Regions from separate parts of the Homo sapiens genome. Here region 1 is linked to region 2. A link is an interaction called in ENCODE POLR2A ChIA-PET data of the cell type or tissue named here. Cell type or tissue: endothelial cell of umbilical vein. All regions are shown on one strand. Each heading gives the region's core, and the rest is flanking DNA. Links, peaks and the distances in the headings are about the cores only.

Region 1 (17,540 bases), core at 7,894-10,393, 220 kb after region 2:
AGATGCAGCAACACCCCCGAAGAACACACGGCTTACATATGGGATTACTTCATTTCAAAGACTGAAGGCAAGGATATTGCCTTCATTGTACATGGTTATGGAGGCTTGGTTTTTATGGACTTGCTTGTTCGTAGAAGGTGGGAAGTGATGAGCAAAGTATATGCTGTTGCACTTATCGACTCTGAACATCACGTAGGACACCAGCTGGGAAGTGATGTACAATTATTAGCATGGATAAAGCACCACTGCCGTGAATGGGTGACAAGTCCTAAGCCTTTGGATAAACCTGCAGCTACTGTTTTCAAAAAGGAATTTCCTATGGTTTCTGCTGGCACAGAAAAGTACATCTTAGCCCCTTCCTCTAGCCTTCAGTCAATTTTTAAGTACTTTAAAAAAGCTTTAAAAGCCAGAACAACCATTAATTTCTCTCGAATGCCAATAGTGACTAGAAGCTCCACAAAAAGAAAGCAAAGTGCTTAAACTACTTTTGTCATCTAAGATTTTTTTGTCCTTCTGCAACTTTGCTAATACAGATTCTGGAAGAAAAAAGAACACTTTCAACTCACACACAATATGATGTTCTGGCTTGAGGTTTGATTTGTTACTTTTTATTATTTGGTTTTTATGAGGCAGGGTCTGACTTTGCTGCCCAGGGTGGTATGGAAATCTGGCCTCAAGCGAACCTCCCACCTCAGCCTCCCAAAGTGCTGAGATTATAGGCATTAGCCACTGCACATGGCCATGGCCAGGTTTGTTGCTTTTTTTTTTTTGGAGGAGGAGGAGGAGGAGTCTCTGTCACCCAGGTTGGAGTGCAGTGGCACCATCTCAGCTCACTGCAACCTCCACCTCCTGGTTTCAAGCAGTTCTCCTGCCTCAGCCTCCCAAGTAGCTGGGACTACAGGCACATGCCACCACGCCCAGCTAATTTTTGTATTTTTACTAGAGACGGGCTGTTCGCCAGGCTGGTCTAGGACTCTTGACCTCAGGTGATCCACCCACCTTGGCCTCCCAAAGTGCTGGGCTTACAGGCATAAGCCACTGCACCTGGCCATTTTGTTGCTTTTTTGAAAAGTGAACATATTCTCTCTTTTGTAGCCTGTTGATGAACTGGGAATTCAGTGTCATCATTAATATTTTACAGTGTTAGTTAAGTGTGAAGATCTTTCTTTTAAAAAGCTGTGGTTTGATATAATGACAACAAAATGGCAATTGATAAAAATTAGATATTGAATCAATCTTTGATTTCTATAATAATACCATAGTAAAATTAAAAGTGAACATAAAAATTAAACATCATAAGCAAACTGCATTCTTTGTGTGTTTATGTTTTTTGTTAAAATTTGTTGTACTCCCTGTTCACCAGGTCTGAAGAAAAATAAATTTTAAATAAATTTGTTGGTCTTGTGCATATGTTCACTCACATCTTCAACTAATATCTGAGTGCTTACTATGTGCCAGTCAAGACTAGGTGTTTGGGACACCGTAGCAAACAACCCCAACATTGCCTTTCTCTTTACAGAGTTTACAATGGCTGAGAAATTACAAACGTGAAGAGTGTTAAATAGTAAAGGAGACTGGGCGCGGTGTCTCATACCTGTAATCCCAGCACTTTGGGAGGCTGAGGTGGGCGGATCATCTGAGGTCAGGAGTTTGAGATCAGCCTGGCCAACATGGTGAAACCCCATCTCTACTAAAAATACAAAAATTAGCCAAGCATGGTGGCAAGCGCCTGTAATCCCAGCTACTTGGGAGGCTGAGGCAGGAGAATCACGTGAATCTGGGAGGCAAAAGTTGCAGTGAGCCAAGATCGTGCCACTCCACTTCAACCTGGACGACAAGAGTGAAACTCCATCTTAAAAAAAAAAAAAAAAAAAAAAAAAAAGGAAAGGGTGCCATGGAATATCTACCATGAGAGCTAACCAGCCTTGGGGTTCAGGGAATATTTCCCAAAGAAAATGATGCTTAGTTTGAAGAACAATAGTAGTTGGCTAGGGGAACAAAGTCACAGGCAAATGAACAGCCTATGCAAAGGTGTTCAGGCAGGAGAAAGAAGGCTAGCTCAGCTACAGCTGAAAGACTGAGAAGGAATAGCATGTTCAGAAATAAATTATTTATGACACTTGTTGATACAGTTTAGATTTGGATATTTGTTCCTACCCAAATCTCATGTTGAATTGTAATACCCAGTGCTGGATGTGAGGCCCTGTAGGAGGTGTTTGGGTCATGGGGGCAGATCCCTCATAGCTTGGTGCTGTCTTCACAATAGTGAGTTCTAGTGAGATCTGGTCATTTGAAAATGTGTGGTGCCTCCCCCACCCTCTCTCTCTCTTGCTCCTGCTCTGCCATGTGAGTGGCCTGCTCCCCTTCACCTTCTACCATGAATAAAAGCTCCCTGAGGCCTTCCCAGAAGCCAAGCAGTTGTTAGTGCCATGTTGCCTGTATAGCCTCCAAAACCATAAGCCAATTAAACCCCTATTCTTTATAAATTACCCAGTCTCAGGTATTTCTTTATAGCATGCAAGAACACCCTAACACAGAAAATTAGTCCCAAGGAGAAAGATGTTGCTAGAAAGATACCTGAAAATGTGGAAGCAGCTTTGGAACTGGGTAATGGGCAGAGGTTGGAATGGTTTGCAGGGCTCAAAAGAAGATAAGAAGATGAGGGAAAGCTTGTAATTTCGTAGAGACCAGTTAAATGGTAGTGACCAAAATGCTGATAGTGATATGGACAGTGAAGACCAGGCTGACGAGGTCTTAGATGGAAATGTGGAACTTAGGGACTGGAGCAAAGTTCACACATGTTATGCCTTAGCAAAGAGCTTGGCTGCATTGTGCCACTGCCCTAGGTTCTGTGGAAGTTTGAACGTGAGAGTGATGATTTAGGTATCTGGCAGAAAAAGTTTCTACACAGCAAAGCATTCAAGATGTCGCCTGGCTACTTCTAACAGCCTACATTCAAATGTGGGAGCAAAGAAATGACTCAAATTTAAAATTTATATTTAAGCAGGAAGCAGAGCGTGAATGTTTGGAAAATTTGCAAACTGCCCATGAGGTAGAAAAAAGGCTTTTTCAGGAGAGGAATTCAAGTGAGCTGTAGAGTAACCCCTTGCTAGAGATATTTGCATAACTGAAAGGGAGCTAAGTGCTAATATCCAAGGCAGTGGGAAAAGTCCTTGAGGACAGACATTTCAGAGACATTTGAGGCAGCCCATCCCATTACAGGCCCAGAGGCCTAGGAAGGAAGAATGGTTTCATGGGTCAGACCAAGGGCCCCAGTGCCCTGTGCAGCCTCAGACACTGCTTCCCACATCCCAGCTACTCAAGCTCTAGCTAGGACTCAAAGGGGCCCAGGTTCAGCTCAGGCCACAGCTCCACAGGGTGCAGGCCATAAGCCTTGGGGGCTTCAACATGATGGTAAGCCTGTGGGTGCACAGAGTGCAAGAGTTGAGGCTTGGCAGCCTCTGCCTGGATTTCAGAGGATACATGAAAAAGCCTGAGTGGTTAGGCATGGTGGCTCACACCTGTAATCCTAGCACTTTGGGAGGCCAAAGTAGGTGGATCACTTGAGCCTAGGAGTTCAAGACCAGCCTGGGCAACATGGCAAAACTCCATCTCCACAAAAAATACAAAAATTAGCCAGGCATGATGGCACACACCTGTAGTCCCACCTACTCAGGAAGATGAGTTGGGAAGACTGAGCCTGGAATGCCTAGGCCCACAGTGAGCCATGATGGTGCCACTGCACTCCAGCCTGGGCAACAGAGTGAGACCCTGTCTTAAAAAAAAAAAAAAAAAAAAGCCGAGTGTCTAGACAGAAGCTTGCTATAGGGGCAGAGCCCTCACAGAGAACTGCTCCTAGTACAGTGCCAAGGGGAAATGTGGGGTTGGAGGCCCAACACAGAGTTTCTACTGGGGCACTGCCTAGTGAAAGCTGTGAGAAGGGGACCACCATCCTCCAGACCCCAGAGTGGTAGAGCCACTGGCAGCTTGCAACCTGTACCTAGAAAAGCTCCTGGCTGTCAACAACCTGTGAGAACAGTTGTAGGGGCTAGATCCTGCAAAGCCACAGGAGTGGAGCTGCCCAAGGCCTTAGGATCCCACCCCTTATACTAATGTGCTCTGGATGTGGGACATAGAGTCAAAGGAGGTTGTTTTTGGAGCTCTAAAATTTAATGACTGCCCTGCTAGGTTTCAAGCTTGTATAGGGCCTGTAGCCCCTTTCTTTTGGCTGATTTCTCCCTTTTGGAATGGGAATATTTACCCAATGCCTATACCTCCATTGTATCTTGGAAGTAACTAACTTCTTTTTTATTTTATAGGTTCATACATGGAAGGAACTTGCCTTGCCTCAGATGAGACTCTGGACTTTTGAGTTAATGCTGGAATGAGTTAAGATTTGGGGGGACTGTTGGAAAGGCATGATTGTATTTTGCAAAGTGATGAGGACATGAGATTTGGGCCACGGGCAGAATGATAAAGTTTGGATATTTGTCCCTGCCCAAATTTCATGTTGAATTGTAATCCCCAATGCTGGAGGTGGGACCTGGTGGGAGGTGTTTGGGTCATGGGGGCAGATTCCTGATGGCTTGGTGCCATCTTCATGATAGTGAGTTTTCAAAAAATCTGGTCATTTACAAGTGTGTGGTACTCTCCTTACCTTGCTTGCCCCTGCTCTTACCACGTGAGATGCCTGTTCCCCCCTCACCTTCTTCCATGATTGTAAGCTTCCTGAGGCCTCTCCAGAAGTAGATGCTGATGCTATGCTTCCTGTACAGCCTGCAGAACTGTGAGCCAATTAAACTTATTTTCTTATATATTACCCAGTCTTGGGTATTTCCTTATAGCAATGCAAGAATGGCCTAATATACTTGTTGAAGACAGTAAGGAAGATCTTATACAAGGACTACTGCAGTGAGGAATTTGCAGTAGGAGAGAAAGATCAGGCTCAACTCTGAATACAAGGACTAGTGGAGATTTATAGCCAAGGAGCAAGGTGGGGTCAGTGGATGAAAAATTACTAAAAGAAAATATCAGGGCTATGTGATGGTTAATACTGAGTGTCAACTTGATTGGATTAAAGGATACAAAGTTTTGATCTTGCGTGTGTCTGTGAGGGTGTTGCCAAAAGAGATTAACATTTGAGTCAGTGGACTGGGGAAAACAGATCCACCCTTAATCTGGTGGGCACTATCTAATCAGCTTCCAGCGAATATAAAGCAGGCAGAAAAACATGAAAAAAGAGAGATGGGCCTAGCCTCACAGCCTACATCTTTCTCGTGTGCTGGATGCTTCCTGCCCTTGAACATCGGTTCCAGGTTCTTCAGTTTTGGGACTCAGACTGGCTCTCCTTGCTCCTCAGCTCGCAGACAGCCTATTGTGGGACCTTGTGATCATGTAAATTAATACTTAATAAACTTCCCTCACCCCCCCACCCCCGCCCCCCCCCCACACACACACATGTCCTATTAGTTCTGTCTCTCTAAGAAAACCCTGACTAATACAGGCTAAGAGAGATTCTTGCTAAGGCAGGCCAGGGTGATAAGATATCATGCATGGAGGGTGAGGAATTTGATCAGATATCAAAGGTTTTCAGCTATCAAGGATGGAGATTTTCACTAAAATGACTCAAGAGGATTCCTTTTTTTTTTTTCCTTTTCTTGAGACTGGGTCTCACTCTCACCCATGCTGAAATGCAGTGGTACAATTATGGCTCACTGCAGCCTTGACCTCCTAAGCCTCATGTGACTTTCACACCTCAGCTTTTTGAGTGGCTGGGACTACAGGCAAGTGCCACCAAAACCTCACTATTTTTAAAACTTTTTGTAGAGATGAGGTCTTGCTCTGTTGCCCAGGCTGGTCACAAACTCCTGGGCTCAAGCAATTCTCCTGCCTTGGCCTCCCACAGTGCTGGGATTACAGGCATGAGCCACTGTGCCCAGCCCTAACAGGATTCTTGCTAAAACTGGACTAAGCAGGCTAACTGAAACTATTAGGTTGGTGCAAAAGTTATTGTATTTTTTGCCATTTAAATGGCAAAAAAAAAAAAAAATGAAGTAGCTCAACTCAGTTGTGGTTATAAGATTATATTGCTCTGGGAGTGCTATAGACTAAATATTTGTGTCCCCTTCTCTCCCCACCAACAAAATTCATATGTTGAAACCTAATCTTTAATATGATAGTATCTGGAGGTAGGGTGTGATTAGGGGAGGTTATTAGTTCATAAGGCCTCCACCCTCATGAATGGGGTTAGTATTCTTATAAAAGAGGGCCCAGAGAGCTGTCTTGCCCCATCTGCCATGTGAAGACACAGTGAAGAGATGGCCATCTGTGAACCAGGAAGTAGACCCAGACATTTGCTGGTGCCTTGACTTGAACTTTCCAGCCTCCAGAACTGTGAGAAATAAATTTCTGGGTTTTGTGTGTGTGTGTGTTGGGGTTTTGTTTTTTGATTTTGTTTTTTGAGATGGAGTCTCACTCTATCACCCAGGCTGGAGTGCAGTGGTGCGATTTTGGCTCACTGCAACCTCTGCCACCTGAGTTCAAGCGATTCTCCTGCCCCAGCCTCCCAAGTAGCAGGGATTATAGGTGCCTGCCATCGCACCTGACTAATTTTTGTATTTTTAGTAGGGACGGGGTTTCACCATCTTGGCCAGGCTGGTCTTGAACCCCTGACCTTGTGATCCACCCACCTCGGCCTCCCAAAGTGCTGGGATTACAGGTGTGAGCCACCATGCCTGGCCAAACTTCTGTTGTTTACAAGCCACCTAGTCTGTGGTATTTTTGCTAAAGTAACGATTCTTTGCTTGGCCAAACTTTACTCAGGCTCCTGAACCTTGCTCTAGGCCCACTGTGCACTTCCTTGTAAAATCCAATTTTAGTAAAGAACCCTGCTAAGTCAGTTTAGCAAGAATCCCTCACCCTTAATGCCAGATCACCCTCAATACCTGATCAGGTTTCTCATCCTCTACCACCCACAAGTGATGCCTGATCACCCTGGCCTATCCTCAGCAAAAATCCTGTTAGGTTGGTTTGGCCATAATCCTCCTTATCCTTGATGTTTCCTCTTAGGAAATTTTCATCTATTGACCCCACCCTACTACTTGGCTATAAATTCCTACTTGCTAATATTGTGGTGCCATTGCTGTGGTCCCTATACCTATTGCATGGTCTTGAATAAAGTCTTCCTCACCATGCTTTAACAAGTATCATTGAAGAATTTTTTCAACAATTTCAGCCCAAATAGACCAAAGCAGAATGTTTATCTTGTCATTTCAAAATATTTCATGTTTTGATAAACAGCTCTGTATATTTAGAAACAGTTTTTCTATGCAAAACATCATCATTTTTGCTCCAGACAGGAAATGCTTGTGTTGAAAACACAGCTTATTTTAAGCTTTCTCTCCTAGTCCCTTATTATTCCCTTACTCTGACTTCTGATATTGATCTATCTTTGCAGCTTGAAGTCAATAAAGAACATCTCTGCTTTTTTGGCTGTCAACTGAAAACCAGGGATGTATGCTGACAGAGACTGATATGGGAGGCCTTTAGGGAAATCCTAAAACCTCTGATATCACCATGTAATGATTTTTTTTGCTTTCTTGTGGAAAATGTTGGAGATAATTGATCAATTGATCATTGTTCTTAAGCAAGGCACACGAAAATTGGTGTATTACTTTCCAATACTAGACCAAATATAGCTCAACAAAAAAGGAGAACATGTTATTGAAGCAGCTGCATTGTCTGAGACATCACCTGAGATTCTTTGTCTCATGGCCATGAAAATCAAGGACACAGACACACAGAGGGTGAGGTTGGAGCAGAAGTTTAACAGGTGAAAGGAAAAGAACAGCTCTCTGTCACAGAGAGGGATCCCAAATGGGTTGCTGTGCTGCAGTAAAATGTAAGGGTTTTATAAATGAGCTAGTGGGGAGGGGGTATCTTATCTACATAGGGCATGAAAAACCAGTTAGAACCAGGTGTCCCATCTGCATAGAGCAGAGACTCTGGCAGCCTCCACCCCCCTCCTTTATCATGCAGTTGGGCTCTTAGCTTGGGCTACTCCACACTGCTTATCTCCTTCCACCATGCATATGCTAAAAAGCAGAGGGGGAGTTTCTGTGCCTGGTCGCAGGTACCTCATTGTAACTGCAGGCATCCGCCACCCTGCGCAAGCTTCCAGTTTCCCTATATTAGTGTCCCCCAAAAAGGGAAAGGAATGTGCTCATTAAGGCCCACTGTCTTTACTGGGACCCATTGTATGTATATGAAGTTTGGTGATTACCCAGGAAACTCTCCCTCCGTGTCAGAGTTGCTTATCTATTTTTATAGCCCAATCTTCTAGGCTGTTTCTATTAGAAGTGATTTCTTTGAACTTCACGTGGTTAGAAAGGAAGTAATTTCTGAGCTGCTTTTTGTTAGAAGAAAAGTTTCTGTCAGGGACTCTTTTACCCTAACTACCTAAATAATTTCTATCTCCTCTATCATTATTTTTACAGATTTGCTATGGGAAGTCTCATTAACTGGAAATTACACTTATTTGCTTTTCAATGTTTCTTCAAAAGCAATGGTTCTCTAAATTTAGAATGCATCAGTATAACCTGGAAGTCTTGTTAAGACAAAGATTGCTGGGGCCCACTGTCAGCATTTCTGATTCAGTAAAATCAGTAGGTGAAGGCCAAAAATTTCCACTTCTAACCAGTTCCTAAGTGATGGTGATGCTGCTGGTCCAAGGACCACATTTCATGAACCACTGTTAGAAAGACTAAGAATGCACTGGGCATGGTGGCTCACACCTGTAATCCTAACATTTTGGGAGGCCAAGGTGGGTGGATCACTTGAGGTCAGGAATTAGAGACCAGCCTGGCCAACATGGTGAAACCCTGTCTCTACTAAAAATACAAAAATTAACTGGAAATCACTTGAACCCAGGAGGCAGAGGTTGCGGTGAGCTGAGATCGTGCCACTGCACTCCAGCCTGGGATACAGAGCAAGACTCCATCTTAAAAAAAACAGAAAAGAAAAGAAATGATAAGAATGGCTTGTAAAGGAAAAGAAAAATCTCAGGATGCCCAAACTCATTATGCCAAGGGGAGAGTTAAGCCTGGGAAATGAGTCATGCAACATTGCCATCCTTTTTCCCCAAACAGATAACTGTTACTTTGAAACCCTGTGTCAAACCACATCCCCACAGACAAAAGGCTTCATGCCTCTCCAAAGGGCTGCCCTCACAAATTGTTTACAAGGAAACTTTGGTGGCTCCTAAATCTTTCAGGACATATATCCTTCTATAAAATAAGCACTTACCAATTGTTACCATAGGTCTGCAACCTGTTTAACTTTTAAAACTAAGATATGTTAAATCTCACATTGACAATGTCAGTTACAAGTTTATCTTCACAGGTCGGAACAAGGACAAGATGAGATCAATCATTCTTCTGCCTACATTGAAACGACTGTATAATTGACTCTTTATTCCCTTTTCTTTGAATGTTCACATTATCTTATGTAAAATGTAGATTACTGGGTACTAACTGGAACCTCACAAGAATGTAATCATTTGCCTCACTTCCTACCCTCCCCCACCCCCACCCCACCTCCACATTTTCCTGAATGTTCTCTCCTCCTTAAAGAAAAATGTAAATACTGAGCTTCCTGAAAACCTCTTTGGAGAGCACAGGCCACAGATGCCTCTTTGACTTGGGATTTTCCCAGGGGCATCCTCAAACTCTGGCTCAATAAACTTCAACTGATTGAGACTCCTGCCTCAGTCTTTCATTTCAGTTGACAGGCTAGGGAGGTAATGTTAAAGAAAAAAATAATCAATGATACTTAATAAAGCATGGTAAGGAAGACTATTCAGGACTGTGCAATCAGGATAGGGACTATAGTAGTGTGATTTTACAGTGAGGAAGAAAGTTGGTCTCAACTGTAAACAGCATGGGCAAGTGGGAATTTATAGCCAAGGAGTGGAGTGTCAGTGACAGAAAGTTCTCTGGAGGACAGGATAAAGGGGATTATGTCTAAACCTAACACAATTCTTGCTGAAAACAGGCCAGTGTGATCAAACATCAACTGGGGAATGATGGAAGATGAGGAACTTGATCATATATTTGCCAGGTGAGGTGTCAGAGCCCCAGCATCAGAAACTGGTCGACTCACAGGTTGGTAAGAAGAATTTACTGACAACAGAATAGGTTTGAAAAGGAAAATTTTATCAGATAGAAAGAACACTGCAGAAGAGTGCAGTAGGTTGCCTCAGAAAGAGAGGACTGCCACAGTGCAGACATGGTGGATTTTTCCTTAGGGATATCTATGGAACTTAAAGTGGAAGCTTAAGGGTAATTTGGACCATATTAGCCACATAGGTCATGATAGATGATTACATTTGTAGACATTTTGGTGCCTTGATGTCAGTGAGGGCTGTACAACAAGTTTTGACATGCATACATTCCAGAGATGTATAGAAATTCTAGTTACTTACAGTTTTCTTAAGCCTCGTACCAGATGCCTGCTTTAGATAATAGGGAAGTCTATTTCCGAATTCCTCAGATAAGGAGTTTTGTGCTTGATGGTCACCAGGCGATCTTTGCTGTCCTCATTTCCCCCCAATAAATATCTTGGTCAAGTCTTTGACCTTTTGTGTTCCCCCATGCTCATGTCTATCTGCTGCCTATTAGGGTCTCAAGAAAGGAAAAACAGCACAGTGAAAATGGACGTCGAGTCTGTCTGGCTACTTTCTGCTGAAAGGGGACATTGAAGGGATAAGTTGTGTTTTTCTCCTTCTTGCTCTCTGTCATTAGGCGATGAAGGGTCATGAAAAACTTGTTCACAGGGCAGGCACAGGGGTCGCAGAGGAATGAGATTTCATTAAGAGGCCTCGTGTAAATGGAAGTTGCTGTTGCAGGCCAGTACTGGGATTGCATAGTCATCTATAAATAGAATCGTTGTAATCTGGAACATATAAACTTAATGAGAGCATTAAAAAGGCAGGGACCAAATATTAAAGGAAGATTGAAAAGGAGCAAAGGTCCAAGGAATGGGAGAAGCCAAGTTATTTTTGGAAAATAATCAGTAAAGGTTTTGACTCAGTCTTGGTTTCTTCAAAAAAGTGTGTGTGTAGCCATTTGGCTTCTTTGAAAATTCCTTGGACATTAGTTTCTACTTCTCCAGACACATTAATGTAGGTGCAACAGGTTTTCTTTATGACAGCACAGACTCCTCCTTGTTCAGCTAGAATTTAAACCAGAGTTCATTTATTATCAAAAACCATTCCTATTAGTCAGTTTAAAGACTTTTCTAGTGCCGATAGACTTGTGCCAGTTTTTGCTAAGGCTATTTCAAGGGAGGCATTAAATTCTCATGGTTATGATTTCATGGTAAGTAAAACCTGCCAAGGGGTGAGAGTTGTGATAGTTCCCACAACTCCAGCCACAATAACTCCTAGGGCACTTTTTCTTCTAGAATGCAGTTCTAGTTTGGAAGTTATGTTCAAGACAGTGAATTCAGTGGGAGCCATTGTTCCCAGAGTACAATCACTATAATGAAGAGAATTATCAAGGTGGGATAGGGCCACAGCTTGAAAAGGGTTTAAATAAGTATTAGCAGTGCCATAAAGCCATAAGAGTTCAGGAAGGGCAGATAATATAGTTTGAGGCTTCTTGGACTAAGAGGGCCATGGCTGCTAAGGCTCTTAAGCCAGGGGCCATCCCTGGGATACTAGATCAAAAGTTCTTGAAAAATATGCTACAAGGCACTTAGAGGACCCCAGATCTTGGGATAAGGCTCCCAAAGATATTCCTCTTCATTCATACACATACAAAAAGAAAGGCTTAGTCAGATCTGGTAGGGATAAGGCCAGAGCTCAGATTAAAGTTTGTTTTACAGTGTTTAGAGGGAGCATTCTTTTAGTTTACACTGGAGTCTGTGTCCCCCTAAAAAATTGTTTAGAGCATACTTCATATCAATAGTCCAGCATAGAGGTTTTTCCTCAGTTCCCTGAGAGCTTCCTATAAAGGTTTTGTTAGTACTCCAAAGGAAGGAATTCATATACTGCAAAACCCGGCCATACCCAAGAAGGACCAAAGCTGTTGTTTATTTACTGGGGTTGTCACGTGTAAGATAAGATCTTTATGAACACTAGGGAGGCTCTTTGTAACAGGGGTTAAAATAAGACTCCAAAATTGAATTATCTGTATGCATATTTGTGCCTTAGAAGGAGATACTTTGTACCTACAATCAACAAGTTCTTTTAGTACTAATACCGTATTTTGGTCTGAAACAGCATTGTTAGGACTACAGATTAGTAGGTCGTCCACATACTGGAATAGATTGCTATCTGGGAGAAGCTGCAGGGTATACAGGTCTTTAGCTAGGACATGTCCAAAAGAGTAGAGACTCTCTGAATTGCTAGGGTAAAAAGTGTCTGAGTTAACTGTTGATAATTTGAGTATCTGGGTCTTGCCATTCAAAACCAAACAAAAATTGGCTACCTGGGTTTCCAAATATGCAGAAAAAGGCATCCTTAGGATCAAGTAGAGTAAACCAAGCTGTGGTGGAGGGAATGTGTCCAAAAAGAGCCCAAGGGTTTAGGACAATAGGATGAATAGGAATAACAGCTTCATTAATAATCATAAGGTCGTGTATTAGTCAATAGGAGCCATTGGTTTTCTATACAGCTAAAATAAGAGTGTTGCAAGGTGAATTGCATGGGCATAATAATCCATGGGTTAAAAATTTTGTTATTAGGGGCTTTAACCATTTTTGTGCTTCAGGTTTCAAGGGGTATTGAGGGTTTCCAGGGAACTTATTGGGATTTTTAAGCTGAATAATGATGGGAGCAGCTGATATTGAATGGACAGGAATAGACGTATTCCAAAACTCAAATGGCATTTGTTTTAAAATGTAAGGTTTTATTTATTTATTTATTTATTTATTTATTTATTTATTTATTTATTTATTTTCGAGACAGGAGTCTTGATCTGTCACCCAGGCTGGTGTGCAGTGGCGCAGTCTCAGCTCACTGCAACCTCCACCTCCCAGGTTCAAGTGATTCTCCCGCCTCAGCCTCCCGAATAGCTGGGAATACAGGGATTGTGCCACCATGCCTGGCAAATTTTTTGTATTTTAGTGGAGACAGGGTTTCACCATGTTGCCCAGGCTGGCCTCGAACTCCTGACCTCAGGTGATCCACCCGTCTTGGCCTCCCAAAATGCTGGGATCACAGGCATAAGCCACCATGCCCAGCCAGAATGTACAGTTTTATCGACTGCAGGAGCTCTTTTTGTGAAGTGTGAGTTAATACAGCCAGAAGGTGGGGCCTTGTCTATAAATTAGCTTGTAATTATAAATTAACTTGAGTTAAGTCACAACCTAATAATGGAACAGGACAGCTTGGCAGGATGAAAAAGAAGTGGGTAAAGGAAAAGCCTTCCGTTATTCAAGGGAGTAGTGGCATGAAACAGGTTTGTTGGGGTTTTCTATCAGTACCCGTGAGGAAAATGGAGGACTGGCATATCGGGCCACAGTAAACATTTAAAGCTGAATAACTGGCTCCTGTATCTATGAGGAACATTATCTCCTGTTCAGCCACAATCAGATTTACCCAAGGCTTGTCTGTAGAGATGGAAATGATAGGAGCCTGGATGGCCTCAAGGACCTATCAGTCATCTAGAGGATGACTTTCAGAGGCTTGATCAGAATCCTGGAAAAGAGTTAGAGGTGTTGTCTTTGCCTTTGCCCTTGCCCTTGTCCTCGTTCTGCAGGACCTCTTTGTCAGATGGGTTGGCGAGGTTGTGGGTGTGATAGCCTAGAAGGAAGAGGTGGCCCCCAATCATGAGGGAGAGAGAGGCACTCACTCTTCCAGTGACCCTCTTGTTTGCAATGAGGATAGGGTCCCATGGATGGCTTGTAACCCAGAGGTTTAGAATGTTCTCTATTCCAGTGTCCTGGATTCCTGCCAAAATGACAGGGCCCCATTCTGTTAGTATTATAGGGATAAGCCTTGCAGTTATCAGCTAATGAAAAATGATATGCCAATGCTGTTGCCATATAATCAGCTTGGTGGCAGCATTTTTCCTCCTGCTATTGGGCCTTTCTTATTTTTGATGTTTCCTCCCAGCTATTGAAAACCATAAATGCTGCATTTAATAAAGTAGGAAAGTGGCCAGGTGCGGTGGCTCATGCCTGTAATCCTAGCACTTTGGGAAGCCGAGGCAGGCAGATCACAAGGTCAAAAGATCGAGACCATCATGGCCAACATGGTGAAACCCTGTCTCTACTAAAAATACAAAAGTTAGCTGGGTGTGGTGGCACCTGTAGTCCCAGCTACTCAGGAGGCTGAGGCAGGCTTCACTTGAACCCAGGTGGTGGTTGCAGTGAGCCAAGATTGCGCCACTGCACTCCAGCCTGGCGACAGAGCGAAACTCCATCTCAAAGTAAGTTGGATTCCTAGGTATTTTATTCTCTTTGTAGCAATTGTGAATGGGAGTTCACTCATGATTTGACTCTCTGTTTGTCTGTTAATGGTGTATAGGAATGCTTGTGATTTTTGCACATGGATTTTGTATCCTGAGAGTTTGCTGAAGTTGCTTCTAAGCTTAAGGAGATTTTGGGCTGAGATGATGCAGTTTTCTAAATATACAATCATGTCACGGGCAAACAGAGACAATTTGACTTCCTCTTTTCCTACTTGAATACCCTTTATTTCTTTCTCTTGCCTGATTTCCCTGGCCAAAACTTCTAACAATATGTTGAATAGGAGTGGTGAGAGAGGGCATCCCTGTCTTGTGCCAGTTTTCAAAGGAAATGCTTCCAGTTTTTGCCCATTCAGTATGATATTGGCTGTGGGTTTGTCATAAATAGCTCTTATTACTTTGAGATACATCCCATCAATACCTAATTTATTGAGAGTTTTTAGCATGAAGGGCTGTTGAATTTTGTCAAAGGCCTTTTCTGCATCTATTGAGATAATCATGTGGTTTTTGTCTTTGGTTCTGTTTATATGCTGGATTATGTTTATTGATTTGCGTGTGTTGAACCAGCCTTGCATCCCAGGGATGAAGCCCACTTGATCATGGTGGATAAGCTTTTTGATGTGCTGCTGGATTCGGTTTGCCAGTATTTTATTGAGGATTTTTGCATCGATGATCACCAGGGATATTGATCTAAAATTCTCTTTTTTTGTTGTGTCTCTGCCCGGCTTTGGTATCAGGATGATGCTGGCCTCATAAAATGAGTTAGGGAGGATTCCCTCTTTTTCTATTGATTGGAATAGTTTCAGAAGGAATGGTACCAGCTCCTCTTTCTACCTCTGGTAGAATTCGGCTGTGGATCCGTCTGGTCCTGGACTTTTTTTGGTTGACAGGCCATTAATTATTGCCTTAATTTCAGAGCCTGTTAATGGTCTATTCAGGGATTCAACTTCTTCCTGATTTAGTCTTGGGAGGGTGTATGTGTTGAGGAATTTATCCATTTCTTCTAGATTTTCTAGTTTATTTGCGTAGAGGTGTTTATAGTATTCTCTGATGGTAGTTTGTATTTCTGTGGGATCTGTGGTGATACCCCTTTATGATTTTTTATTGCGTCTATTTGATTCTTCTCTCTTTTCTTCTTTATTAGTCTTGCTAGCAGTCTATCAATTTTGTTAATCTTTTCAAAAAAACAGCTCCTGGATTCATTGATTTTTTGAAGGGTTTTTTGTGTCTCTATCTCCTTCAGTTCTGCTCTGATCTTAATTATTCCTTGTCTTCTGCTAGCTTTTGAATGTGTTTGCTCTTGCTTCTCCAGTTCTTTTAATTGTGATGTTAGGGTGTCAATTTTAGATCTTTCCTGCTTTCTCTTGTGGGCATTTAGTGCTATAAATTTCCCTCTACACACTGCTTTAAATGTTTCCCAGAGATTCTGGTATGTTGTGTCTTTGTTCTCATTGGTTTCAAAGAACATCTTTATTTCTGCCTTCATTTTGTTATGTACCCAGTAGTCATTCAGGAGCAGGTTGTTCAGTTTCCATGTAGTTGAGCAGTTTTGAGTGAGTTTCTTAATCCTGAGTTCTAGTTTGATGGCACTGTGGTCTGAGAGACAGTTTGTTATAATTTCTGTTCTTTTACATTTGCTGAGGAGTGCGTTACTTCCAACTATGTGGTCAATTTTGGAATAAGTGTGATGTGGTGCTGAGAAGACTGTATCTTCTTTTGATTTGGGATGGAGAGTTCTGTAGATATCTATTAGGTCTGCTTGGTGCAGAGCTGAGTTCAATTCCTGGATATCCTTGTTAACTTTCTGTCTCGTTGATCTGTCTAATGTTGACAGTGGGGTGTTAAAGTCTCCCTTTATTATCATGTGGGAGTCTAAGTCTCTTTGTAGGTCTCTAAGGACTTGTTTTATGAATCTGGGTGTTCCTGTATTGGGAGCATATATATTTAGGATAGTTAGCTCCTCTTGTTGATTTGATCCCCTTACTATTATGTAATGGCCTTCTTTGTCTCTTGATCTTTGTTGGTTTAAAGTCTGTTTTATCAGAGACTAGGATTGTAACCCCTGCTTTTTTTTGTTTTCCATTTGTTTTGTAGATCTTCCTCCATCCCTTTATTTTGAGCCTCTGCAGGTGAGATGGGTCTCCTGTATACAGCACACTGATGGGTCTTGACTCTTTATCCAATTTGCCAGTGTATGTCTTTTAATTGGAGCATTTAGCCCATTTACATTTAAGGTTAATATTGTTATGTGTGAATTTGATCCTGTCATTATGATGTTAGCGGGTTATCTTGCCCGTTAGTTGATGCAGTTTCTTCCTATTCTCGATGGTCTTTACAATTTGGCATGTTTTTGCATTTGTTCCTGGCACCAGTTGTTCCTTTCCATGTTTAGTGCTTCCTTCAGGAGCTCTTTTAGGGCAGGCCTGGTGGTGACAAAATCTCTCAGCATTTGCTTGTCTGTAAAGGATTTTATTTCTCCTTCACTTATGAAGCTTAGTTTGGCTGGATATGAAATTCTGGGTTGAAAATTCTTTTCTTTAAGAGTGTTGAATATTGGCCTCCACTCTCTTCTGGCTTGTAGAGTTTCTGCTGAGAGATCCGCTGTTAGTCTGATGGGCTTCCCTTTGTGGGTAACCCGACCTTTCTCTCTGGGTGCCCTTAACATTTTTTCCTTCATTTCAACTTTAGTGAATCTGACAATTATGTGTCTTGGAGTTGCTCTTCTCGAGGAGTATCTTTGTGGTGTTTTCTGTATTTCCTGAATTTGAATGTTGGCCTGCCTTGCTAGGTTGGGGAAGTTCTCCTGGATAATATCCTGAAGAGTGTTTTCCGACTTGGCTTCATTTTCCCCGTCACTTTCAGGTACACCAATCAGATGTAGCTTTGGTCTTTTCACATAGTCCCATATTTCTTGGAGGCTTCGTTCATTTCTTTTTACTCTTTTTTCTCTAAACTTCTCTTCTAACTTCATTTCATTCATTTGATCTTCAATCACTGATACCCTTTCTTCCAGTTGATCGAATTGGCTACTGAAGCTTGTGCATGCATCTCGTAGTTCTCGTGCCATGG
Region 2 (13,093 bases), core at 3,492-5,991:
ATACCATGGGTAACTTACCTAACTATTCAAAGCTTCAATTGACTCATCTCTCTTTTTAACAGGATAAATAATTACTGCCTTATTATCTTATCTGTGAAAGTATTTTACAAATTGCAAAGTGCTACATGAATATCATATGTTATTATCGTGTTCAATTCTAATTGTCCAATAGTTATTTGGTAGAAGAAGATAGTCTAAGCCAAAAAAATTCTTAAGCTTTAACAGATTATGAAATGTATGAGTATTGAAAGTTTCTCTATCAATTGGGTTTTAGGGCTAAACCAAACCTTTCATTACAAACTTAATTTGTCTTTTAGTGAACTACCTGTATCCTTATTATTGTTATTAAGAACTTCTGACCATACAGCATACAGCGGGCACTGACTGAGGCAGAGCTGAACTATTTGTAGATCATTGTTTTTCATTTCTTCTTCTTAAAACTTCGAAATGAAAATTAAAGTAAATTCCAAAAGACAATGCAAAGGTGAAAAGTCTGGGTCAGTAAAAACTAACAAAAAGTGAATGTCTATAATGTCTGGTAATGAAATGAAGTGATTCAGAGAAAGTATAAAACAATGTTTGAAAAAAATAACTATCTACCCATAGGGAAAGAAAAAATAAATCTCAATGCCTTCTTCATACTATACACAAAAAATGATTTGAAATATTAGGGCTAATACTATGAAGTTTCTAAAATAAAACATAGAAGAATATCTACATCACTTGAGGATAGACAAAGATTTTATAGGCAGTACACAGAAAGCAACAATTATGAAAGAAAAAAACAATAAATTAGAATTCATCAAAACTAAAAAGTGTCTGATTATCAAAAGATACTGTTAATAAAAATGAGTAGGCAAACCACATATCTGGCAGAAAATATTCCAAATACATATATCTGCCAAAGAACTGGTATTTAGGGCACTGAAATAATTCCTACAACTCCCTAACAAAAAAACAAACAACCTAATTTTTACAATAGGTAAAAGGCTGGAATATATACTTCACAAAGGAAGAGATAAAAATAGCCAATGAGTATGTGAAAAACTGTTCACCATCATTCATTTTTCAGAGAAATTCAAATTAAAGTATCCACACACAAACCAAGAATGACTGAAATTTTTACATGGACAACACCAAAATTTGGCAAAAATGCAGAGCAACCAAAAGCCTCATTTTTGGTAGGAATGTATAATAGTATAACCACTTTGAAATAAATGTTAATTGTTTCTTATATAACAAAATATACACCAATCCTATTGTATTAGTCCATTCTCATGCTGCTATGAAGAAATGCCCAAGACTGGGTACTTTATAAAGGAAAGAGATTTAACTGACTCACAGTTCCACATGGGTGGGGAGGCCTCAGGAAACTTACAATCATGGTGGAAGGGAAGCAAACACATCCTTCTTCACATGGCAACAGGAGAAAGAAATGTTGAGTGAAGTGGGGGAAAGCCCCTTAAAAAGCTATCAGATCATGTGAGAACTTGCTCATTATCATGAAAACAGCATGGGGGAACAACTCCCATAATCTAATCATCTCCCACAGGGTCCTGCCTCCAACACATAAGGATTACAATTCGGATTAAAATTCAAGATGAGATTTTGGGTGGGGATACAGGCAAACTGTATCATTCTGCCCCGGCCCCTCCCAAATCTCATGTCCTCACATTTCAAAACACAACCATGCCTTTCCAACAGTCTCCCAAAGTCTTAACTCATTCCAGCATTAACCAAAAGTCCAAGTCCAAAGTCTCATCTGAGACAAGGCAAGTCCCTTCCACCTATGAGCCTGTAAAATCAAAAGCAAGTTAGTTCCTTCCTAGATACAACGGAGGTACAGACTTTGGGTAAATACACCTGTTGCAAATGGGAGAAATTGGCCAAAATTGGCCAAAATTAAGTGAAATCTTAAAGCTCCAAAATGATCTCTTCTGACTCCATGTCTCACATCCATGTCACACTGATGTAAGAGGTGGACTCCCACAGTCTTGGGCAGCTCCACTGCTGTGGCTTTGCAGGGTACAGCCCGCCTCCCAGCTGCCTTCACAGTGTGGCATTGAGTGTCTCTGGCTTTTTCAGGTGCATGGTGCAAGTTGTTGGTTGATCCACCATTCTGGGGTCTGGAGGACAGTGACCCTCTTCTCATAGCTCCACTAGTCAGTGCCCCAGTGGGGACTCTGTGTGGGGCCCCAACCCCACATTTCCCTTCCACACTGCCCTAGCAGATGTTCCCCATGAGGGCTCCACCCCTGCAAAAAACTTCTGCCTGGACATCCAGACATTTCACTACATCCTCTGAAATTTAGGTGAAGGTTCTCATACCTCAATTCTTGACTTCTGTGCACCTGCAGGCCCAACACCACATGTAAGCTGCCAAGGCCTGGGGCTTGCACCCTCTGAAGCAACAGCTTGAGCATTATGTTGGCCCCTTTTAGCCATGGCTGGCACACAGGGCACCAACTCCAGAAACTGCATAAAGCAGCAAGGCCCTGGGCCTGGCCATTTTTTCTTTCTAGGCCTCTGGGCCTGTTATGAGAGGGGCTGCTGTGAAGACCTCTGACATGCCCTGAAGACATTTTCCCCATTGTCTTGGTGATTAACATTTGGCTTATTACTACTTATGCAAATTTCTGCAACCAGCTTGAATTTCTTCTCAGAAAATGGGTTTTCTTTTCTATCACATTGTCAGGCTGCAAATTTTCTAAACTTTTATGCTGTGCTTCCCTTTTAAACATAACTTTCAATTCCAAACCATATCCTTGTGAATATATAAATCTGAACACTTTTAACAGCACCCAAGTCACCTCTTGAATGCTTTGCAGCTTAGAAATTTCTTCCATCAGATACCCTAAATCATCTCTCTCAAGTTCAAAATTCCACAGATCTCTAGGGCAGGGACAAAATGCCACCAGTCTGTTTGCTAAGACATAGTGAGTCACCTTTATTCCAGTTCCCACAAGATCCTCATCTCCATGTGAGACCTCCTCAGCCTGGACTTCATTGTCCATATCACTATCAGCATTTTGGTCAAAAACATTCAACAAGTATCTAGGAAGTTCTGAACTTTCCCACATCTTCCTGTCTTCTTCGGGGCCCTCCAAACCTTTCCAACCTCTGCCTGTTACCCAGTTCCAAAGTTGCTTCCACATTTTTGGGTATCTTTACAGCAATGCCCTACTCCTTGGTACCAATTTGCTGTATTAGTCCATTCTCATGCTGCTGTGGAGAAATATCCAAGACTGAAGAGTTTATAAAGGAAAGAGATTTAAATTATTCACAGTTCTGCATGGCTGGGGAGGCCTCAGGAAACTTACAATCATGGTGGAAGGGGGAGCAAACACATCCTTCTTCACATGGCATCGGGATAGAGAAGTGCTCTCTCTCAAGTTCAAAATTCCACAAAATTCCACTTAAACGTGGGAAAGCCCCTTATTAAGCCACAGATCTCATGAGAACTTGCTCACTATCATAAGAACAGCATGGGGGAACCACCCCCCATGATCTAATCTCCCCCCATGAGGTCCCACACCCGACATATGGGGATTATAACTCAGGATGAAATTTTGGGTGGGGACACAGCCAAACCATATCACCTATGACCCAGCAATTTCCTCCTAGGTATTCCTGTAAGCATATATCCACAGAAAGATTTATGTTCAATGCCAGAGCAACTTTATTCATAATAACTTAAAAATGAAAACAACCCAAGTATCCATCAATAGAAAAATAAACAAATGGCCATATAATGGAATCAAAAGGAAATTACTAATTCATGCAACAACATGGATGAATCTCAATGGGCTGAGTGAAAGAAGCATTACACAAAAGAGCACATACTATTCTATTTATATAAAGTCCTAGGAAAGTGAAAATAATCTATGAGTTTAAAAATGGTTCAAAGAGTGGTCACATACTAGAATGGGAAGTATCTGGGAAGGAGTATAAGAGAACTTTCTGGGGTGATAATACCCTAAAACTTAAGAGAGGTTGGGGTTAGTGTGTATTAGTCAAAAGTCACCAAGTAGTACATATAAGATTTATGCATTTCACTCTGTAAATTTCACCTTTAAGAAAGTAAACAAATATTGAGCTCTAGTTAATGATACTCATACTGAAATATCTAGAGGGAATTGCACTGATGTCTTCAACTTATGAAATACATTTAAAGGATTAGATGGTTAAGCTAGGCATGGTGGCTCACACCTGTAATCCCAGCACTTTGGGAGGCCAAAGTAGGCAGATCACTCGAGCCCAGGAGTTCAAGATTAGCCTGGGCAACGATATCTTGTCTCTACGAAAATTACAAAGAAATTAGCCGGGCATGGTGGCACGTGCCTATAGTTCCAGCTACTCCGGAGGCTGAGGTGGGAGGATCATCTGAACCCAGGGAGATCGAGTACGCAGTGAGGTGTAATCACACCACTGCACCTCAGCCTGGGTGACAAAGTGAGACCCTGTCTCAAAAAAAAAAAAAAAAAAAAAAAAAAAAAAGATGGTTACAGAGATAGACACATAATAAAGCAAACATAATAAAATGTTAACTGTAGAACTAAGCTGTGAGAATATGAGTGTTTACGACATCATTCTTTCACTTTTCTGTTTAAAATGTTTTCATAAAATCTTAGAAAAACATTATTGTGTGCCGAAGAAATGTAGTTGGAAGGAATATGGGAGAGCTTCCAGAAGTGATATAAATCACCAGGCTTCATAGCAGACCTCCCCTTGACCTCACTCCTAGCTTCACAGAATAGCACAAGCTGTCTCCTATAAATTATGCTTTGGGCAATGTTTCCCCACCTCCTATAAAAAGCTCTCTCAGTAGTTCAATGCTTTGTCTAAAATACTCCATAGAAATTCATTCTTTTAAGTTACATTTAACCCTTTTATACCTTGTAGTCTATTCAAATTCAATTGCCAGAGTCCCATTTCCAGCATGAAGAGTGAGGGGCTACACAGATCCACCCCCAAGAGAAATGGGCAAAAATCATTTTGAAAACAATCATTTAAAGCTCTGGAAATGGTCCTAGGGGCACATGACTAATGAAGAAACATTTGCTTAGGAAAATCTACTACAACTAGGTAAAAAAAAAAAAAAGTGAAAATCAGTGGTTCTAACCAGGGCAATTGGGCAAGAAAAGGAAATAAAAGGCAGCCAAATTGGAAAAGATGTAAAACTACATCTGTCTACAGATGACATGAGCTTGTATCTAGGAAAGCCTAACCTAAGGAATCCACTTTAAAACTATTTGAACTAATAAACAAGTTCAGCAGGGTTGCAGGATATAAAACTGATATACAAAAATCAGTTGTATGCCTGTATGATAGCAATGAACAATCAAAAAATGAACATAAGAAAACAAGTATGTATGCAAAAGCATCAAAAAGATTAAAATGCTTAGGAATAAACCTAAGTCTCCCAAAATGCAAAACATACTCTGAGAACCAAAAAATTATTTTAAAAAATAAAGACCTAAATAAATGGAAAAACGTCCCATATTTATAGACTGGAACATTTAACACTGTTGAGATGGCATTATCTCCAAACTGATTTACACATTCAATGCAATGTTATCAGAATACATGCTGACTTCTTTGTAGAAACTGACAACCTTACTATAAAATTTATGTGGAATTGCAAGGGACCTAGAATAGCCAAAGTAATCTTTAAAAACAACAAAGATGGTGAATTCATGCCTAATTTCAAAACATACTAAAAGCAAAGACTACAGAACTGGCACATGAATAGACATATAAATCAATGGAATACAATTGAGAGTCCAGAAATAAATCATGTGTCATGGTCAAGTGATTTTCAGCAAGAGTGCTAATATCACTCAGTGGAAAAGAATAGCCTTTTCGACAAATGGTGCTTGGAGAACTGGATAGCCACATGCAAACTAATAAATTTAGATCCTTACATCATATACAAAAAAAAATCAACTCAAAATAGATGAAAAACTTAAACGTACACACCAAAACTATAAAACTCTTAGAAAGAAATACAGGAATAAATCTTTATGACCTCAGGTTCAGCAATGGATTCTTAGTTATGACACCAAAGGCTCAAAAAAATAGATAAATTGGACTTCATCAAAATAAAAAACTTTTGTGCATGAAAGATACCATCAAGAAAGTGAAAAACAACCTACAGAATGGGATAAAATATTTTCAAATCATTTATCTGATAAGGGATTTATAGCCAGAATAAATAAATTACAGCTCAATAATAAAAAGACAAATAACATAATTTAAAAATGGGCAAAGTTCTGAACAGACATTTTCAAAGGAAGATATACAAATGATAAATAAGCATATGAAAAGTTGAACGTTATTAATCATTAGGGAAATGTAAATCAAAATCACAATGAGACATCATTTCAAACCTATAAGAATGGTTATACTTTTTTTAAAAAAAAGGAAAACATTGCTGGCAAAGATATGACTAAATCAGAACCCCCATACACTGCTGGTGGGATATAACACAGTACAATCACTTTGGAAATTAGTCTGGCAGTTCCTCATGTAGTTATAAAGTTACTATATGACCCAGAAATTCTACTCCTAGATAAATACCTAAGAGAAATGCAAACAATGTAAATGCCCATTGACTGACAAATGTGATCTATCCATACACTAAAATATTATTGGACCATAAAAAGGAATAAAGTACTGATACATGTACAACATGGATGAACTTTGAAAATAATATGCAAAGTGAAAGAAGCCAGTCACAAAAGACCATATATTATACGATCTTATTTTATGATATATCCAGAATACACAATTCTGTAAAGACAGAAAGTAGATTAGCGTTTACTTAGGCCTGGGAAGAGGGGGAAGGGAGATAAAAGGATAAAAGGATGATAGCTAAAGGGTCACATGTTTCTTTTTGAGGTGATAAAAATGTTCTTAAACTGACTGTGGTGATTTGGTATATCTGTGAATATACTAAAAAGCCACTTAATTTTGTAGTATGAATGGGTAAATTGTATCAAACTTGAATTACATCCCAATAAAAGCTGTAAAAAATGCAATTCCCTCTGGAAAGGGAATGCATGCTTAATCCAATGGCTTTTCAATTAGGAGCTATCTGACAAGAAGGTTCAACTAACTAACTTGGAATAACAGGATTCAGAATGGTTACATGTTCTGAAGCATTTGCACAGCTCAGAAAGGAGAAACCTAGATAGGACACTGTAGGCAGAAGAGAGAAGAGCAAAATCAGCATGACCTCCAGGCAAAGAGGTACTAAGGAAGGTAAAATTCCATCACTGATAAATACTGCATACTTCACTACTTGGCCTGTAACTAAACAGTTCAGAATTCCCATCCTTGTCAAATAAGGATATTATAGCCTTTGGTAACTTCTGAAGAGAGCTTTCTATTTTGAGAAGATGTACAAATGGGCTCTCTTCTAGCAGAAATAACCTGCCCTGGAAACTAGTGGTGGAAGGGAAAAATGTTATAATATTCTGAAGAAAATGCCAGCATTTAACCTGTCTTTAATCCTTCTACTAGATCTCCAGCTGTGTCTTATCTAAAACTTAGGAATCCAGAAATCCAGCATGGAATTATCTTTTTTTAGTGTAATATATTTTCCTTTCAGAATTGTGGAGCCCAAAGCATATGGAATAGTCCATTTTGGTGCAATAAGGCAAGAAAAAGAAATATAAGGCATAGAAATTGTTAAGTAGTATAACCATATTTGTAGATGAAATAATTATCTATGTAGAAAGCCCTAAGGAATATACCCAAAAAAGCTACTAGAACTGGTAAGTGAGTTCAGCAAAGTTGCAGGATAAAAGGCCAATATACAAAAATCAGTTGTATTTCTATATACTAGCAAGGAATAATCAGAAATTACATTTTTTAAAATATCACTAATAATAGATGAAAAAATGTGAAATCCTTATAAATAAATCTGATAAAAGATATGCAAGATCCATACACTAAACATTGGTTATATGTTCCTTCCATTCAATCAATAACATTGTCATTTATTTGGGATCTACAATGGCCCTAGAACTCTTAGCCAAATTCACTAAAACCTTTAAATATATTTTATATTATTATTATTCCCATTTCAAGGGTGAGGAAACTAAGATTTTAACAAATTGAATAATATTCCTAAAAACAAACAGCCAATAAACTTGTATCTCAGACTCAGATTTGCATAGCCCTGTGGCTCAAATATTGCATGGGACATACGTACACTAAAAAGATTATTTGTTGTCTATTTGAAATTGAAATTTAACTGGGTGTCCTGCATTTTTATATGCTAAATCTGGTAACCATATATATCAGTCAAGTATGGGCTGTGGATGGCTTCACTCCCTAGGACTCTAAACTTGTATAGTAAGTTTTAAACAAATGAAACTATACCCAGCGTTTGGGTCCTGAAACCTTCCATGGGCTGTTTCCCACTCTGATTCATTGGAAAATGCCAACTCATTCTTCGAAATCCAGGTTAACTAACTTCTATCACCCCAGGCATGGATGGCCATTCCCACTTGTGTCCTTCCCACATATACACTTTGTACAAACCTTTACTATTGCACACTCTACAGTGTTTTAATTATTGTGGTTAATACTATACCTGGTAGAATCAGTATAAATAAGATTTCATGTGTAAATTAACAAATGAATAAATGAATGAATAAAAATCAGAAAACATTCCTGAAAGAAACTGAAGATGACCTAAATAAATGGAGGGATATATCATGTTCATAGATCAGAAGACTCAATATAGGTTGAACATCCCTAATCCAAAAATCCAAAATGCTCCAAAATATGAAACTTTTTGAGTGCCAGCATGATACCACAAGTAGCAAATTCCACACCTGACCTCTTTTGATGGGTGACAGTCAAAATGCAGGCTCACTAGACAAGAGTACCCAAGGGAAAAAAGACTCTCCCAGCTCCCTTCAGCTGTGTTATATCTTTTCTGCCCATGTCCAGATTACTCCACCAAGCATACCTACAAGGGGTCATAAAATGGCACCCATGCAGACCAGACACACGAACAACAGTAATAAATAAAGTATGTTGTACAATAACCTTTAATCGAAACACAGAATTGTAGAAAGAAACTAGAAGCCTGCCATTGTTTGTTGTTACTGTTGTTTAACAGCTGAGGCAGGTATTCTGGTGATGCCACTGTTCTGTTTAGTACCCTGAACACATTCTTCTTCACTGTACTAACAGTATAGCATATTTTTTACTGTGAAGTACTGATATGTAAGTAAGTGTAAGAAAATTATTGTTTTTTTGTAGAATGTAAATTCAGAGTCAGGGACGATGATGATGCCAAACAACTACAGACTGTCCACGTGGGTGCCTGAAATAGTGACACCTTTGCTTTCTGATGGTTAAATGTACAAAAACTTATTTCGTGCACAAAATTATCAAAAATATGGTATAAAATTACTTCAGATAAGTGTATAAGGTGTATACGAAACATAACTGAATTCTGTGTATAGATTTCAGTCTCATTCTCAAGATATCTCATGTCTATGCAAATATTCACAAATCCAGGAAAATCTGAAACCCACAACACTTCTGGTCCCAAGCATTTTGGATAAGAAATAGTCAATCTGTATTAAGATGGCAATTCTCCCCAAACTGATCTATAGAATGAAACACAATCCAAATCAAAATTTCAGCAGCCCTTTTGTAAAAATTGGTAAGCTGATTCTAATATTTATATGGAATATAAAAGACTGCATAACCAAACAAATTTGAAAAAAAAACAGAGGTTGGAGGACTTGACTATCTGATTCAAGACCTATAATAAAGCTTACAGTAAATAAGACACTATGGTATTGGCATAAAAATAGACAAATAAGTGGAACAGAATGAAGAGGGCAGAAATAGATCCACCATATATAAACACTGATTTTCAACAAAGGTGCAAAGCCAAGAAAGGATAATCTTTTTTTAACAAATGGTATTGGAACAATTAGCTATGCATATAAAAATATTAACTTTGATCCATATGTCATAATCAAAAATTAAAGAAGATTACAGTTTTAAGTCTAGAACCTAAAAACTGTAAAAATTCTACAGGAAAAGACTGAGAAAGAAAAAACTTTGTGATCTTGGGTTAGCAAACTAAGATCAAAAACTAAAAGGATGCTCCCCCAAAAAGCCTGATAAATTTGACTTTATCAAATGTTAAAACTTCTGCTCCTTAAAATACATCATCAAGAAAATAGAAAAGGCAAGCTACAGATTGCAAGAAAAATGTATGCAAAATATATGTTTGACAAAGAACTTAAATTTAGAACACATTAAGAACTATTACAACTCAATAATAGACAAGCAACCCATTTTTTAATGGGCAAAATATTCAAATAGACTCCTCACTAAAAAAAGATATATAAATGACAGATAATTATGTAAAAAAAATGCTCAAAATTGTTAGTCATAAGTGGTTAGGAAAATGCAAATTAATACCACAATAAGATATACATCCACTGGAATGGCTAAAGTTAAAAAAGACCAACTATACCAAGTGTTGAGAGGATGTGAAGAAAACGGAATCCTACTACACTGTTGGTGATACAGTCATATTGGAAAACTTGACAATTTACTGGAAAGTTAAACGTATACCTATCACGTGACCCAGACGTTCCACTATTATTACTCAATAGAAATGAAAATATGTTCACAGAAAAACTTGTACCCAAATGACCATAATTTCTTTTCTTGTAATCAGTAATAACTAAAAACAACCCAAATATCCCATATTGTGGTATATCCGTAATATAGAATACTACCCAACAATAAAAGCTAACAAACTATTGATACACAAAACACATGCATAAATTTCAAAATAATTACACTGAGTAAAAGAAACCAGACCAAAAAAAGAGTATATACCAAAGAGTATATTCCATTTATATATAAAAGTATAGAAAATGCAAACTAATACATAGCGATAGAAAGCAAATTCATGGTTGCCTCAGTATTGGGGTAAGGAGAGGTAGTGAGGGAGGTGGGCATTATAAATGGTCATGAAGAAATGTTTAAGAGTGATTGATAGGTTTATTATCTTAACTATAATGATGGTTTCAAGGGTAAATTCGTCAAAACTAATGAAATGGTATACTTTAAATATATGCAGGCTGTATTTCATTAAAATATACCTCAATAAAGCTATATTTTAAAAAGTCCAACAACGAATATTTTTTTTAAAAAAGAGAGGGGCATCCTAGTATGCTGTTTAATTTTACAAAACATTAGGTTAAATATAGTTGTGTCTTGCTTAGAAACACTTTTCAAATTTGTTACAACAACTAGCAATTGATACCAAATTCTCTATGAAGGAAAAATTGAGCAAACCATTAGACTGAATTAGCTTGGTAGAAAGAGCTAAGATCCTTAATTGGATATTGAATAACTCCCTCCCTCTAAATTGCAAACATTTGGTGTTAAGGGCATAATACAAATTATCTCTTCAAAATCAAGCAAGACCTATGTTAAAATACTCATTTCTGTCAATTTTTAAAAACAAATGAAATATTTATTCTTTACCATGACCATAACAGCTATCTCAGCTATAATCTTGATGTGGTGTGCCAACCATCTTAGCTGTATGAGATCCCTTTTCAAGGATCCTATTCATAGCATCTGTATTTTAAAATCAATTATTCTAGGAATGCTTTATGTTCATTTTTGTCAGCTTCTTTTTCAACAGTATCTCTTGAATTTATAAAAACAAGAGCAAAGCAATCAAAAGGTATGACCAAATCCCTTACATGATTGGTTATTTCCTCTTCACTATTTAATCAGTTCCCAAAATACCAAGATATTCTTATTTTAAAATAATATAAAGTACGGTGAGACCCCATCTCTACCAAAAACACAAAAAAACAAAACAAAAAAAACTAGCTGGGCATGGTGGCATGTGCCTGTAATCCCAGCTACTTGGGAGGCTAAGGCAGGAGAATCACTTGAACCCAGGAGGTGGAGGGTGCAGTGAGCCGAGATCATGCCACTGCACTCCAGCCTGGGCGACAGAATGTGAGTATGTCCCAAAAAATAGTAATAAATAATAATAATAATAATAATAATAATAATAATAATAATATAAAGTAAAAATCCAGGTGGTAGAAATCGAATCTTGATAAATTATTAACTGTCATCCTCATTCACCTTCAGTTCCTTTATTCTCTTCCCACTGTCTTTGGAATTTTCCATTTCTGGCATATGGCCTATACTCAAAATGCCAGGTCTGTGGATCTCCATTTAAAAAGTAAAAGGAAAGCTTATTGCATAGTAATATTTGATAGCTCCCAAATACAATCAAGAAATAGAAATACACTCATAACAAAGAGCTGCCAATATACATTGTACTACTTTAACAAAAATATCAAATATATAAATATGTGTAATAGCTGGTATTATATTAAATTTTTATTGTGTTTTTAAAACTTTGATGAGAAGGGAAGAAGGGAAGGACAGGAAGAGGAAAAGAAGATAAAGTAGCAGCTCAGACAGAAGGTTCATATAATCCAGTGCCTGGAAAATTCGGGCTCAATAAACATTTGTTGAATGAATTAATGAATAAATGCATGAATTTAAAAGCCTCATTTTACAATCACTTCATCATCTAATTTCACCTTGTTTACTAACATCACATCCATATTATGGCTTTTTATTGGTTCTTGAGCAGTAAAAAGCAAAGTTTGGGAATCCTTCAAATGTCTAAGGGACATACTAAGGTCAATTAAGCAATTTAGTAAATATATGAGAAACAGAATTGACTTACATAAAAAGTATGAGATCAAGAATACTGTTTAAAGACAAAATAAAATGTGAGATTTTGAGAAATGCCATCATTTTAGATGTGAAAATTTTATGTGTACCAACTAGAGAGCAACCTGTGTGAATCTGCAGAATATCTAAACTATAAAATATAGAAACATTATATTTGTATATATAATAACTATTAATAAATAGGCAAGCAGGTGAGTATACTTTGGTAAAGCTATTTTGTGGGTATACTTAGGCATTTACTGTAATGAAGAAGTAAAAATTAAAATTAATGTAGCCCAAAACATAAACTGGTATTTTTGAAGTGCTT

What was found. Peaks named below come from ENCODE experiments on the same cell type or tissue, not always from the same donor. Only the 100,000 strongest peaks of a DNase experiment are listed, where the experiment ranks them.
Region 1: POLR2A ChIA-PET joins it to region 2 with 9 read pairs; 1 of 35 experiments calls an interaction of 5 or more read pairs at or near these places.

The regions. Positions count from the first base shown.
Region 1 is chr3:101,522,500-101,540,039 of GRCh38, forward strand. It overlaps the pseudogene ARB2BP. Among named protein-coding and RNA genes, the nearest start is that of SENP7, 18 kb to the left of the region's middle. RefSeq lists a cis regulatory region at 7,771-8,319. In endothelial cell of umbilical vein, for the core only: no CTCF peak of the experiment used is centred there; DNase peaks (open chromatin) are centred at 9,252 and 9,772; H3K27ac peaks cover 1,781 bases.
Region 2 is chr3:101,306,093-101,319,185 of GRCh38, forward strand. The region is part of intron 2 of IMPG2 (interphotoreceptor matrix proteoglycan 2); the gene reads right to left. Among named protein-coding and RNA genes, the nearest start is that of IMPG2, 7.9 kb to the right of the region's middle. In endothelial cell of umbilical vein, for the core only: no CTCF peak of the experiment used is centred there; DNase peaks (open chromatin) are centred at 3,679, 4,709 and 5,799.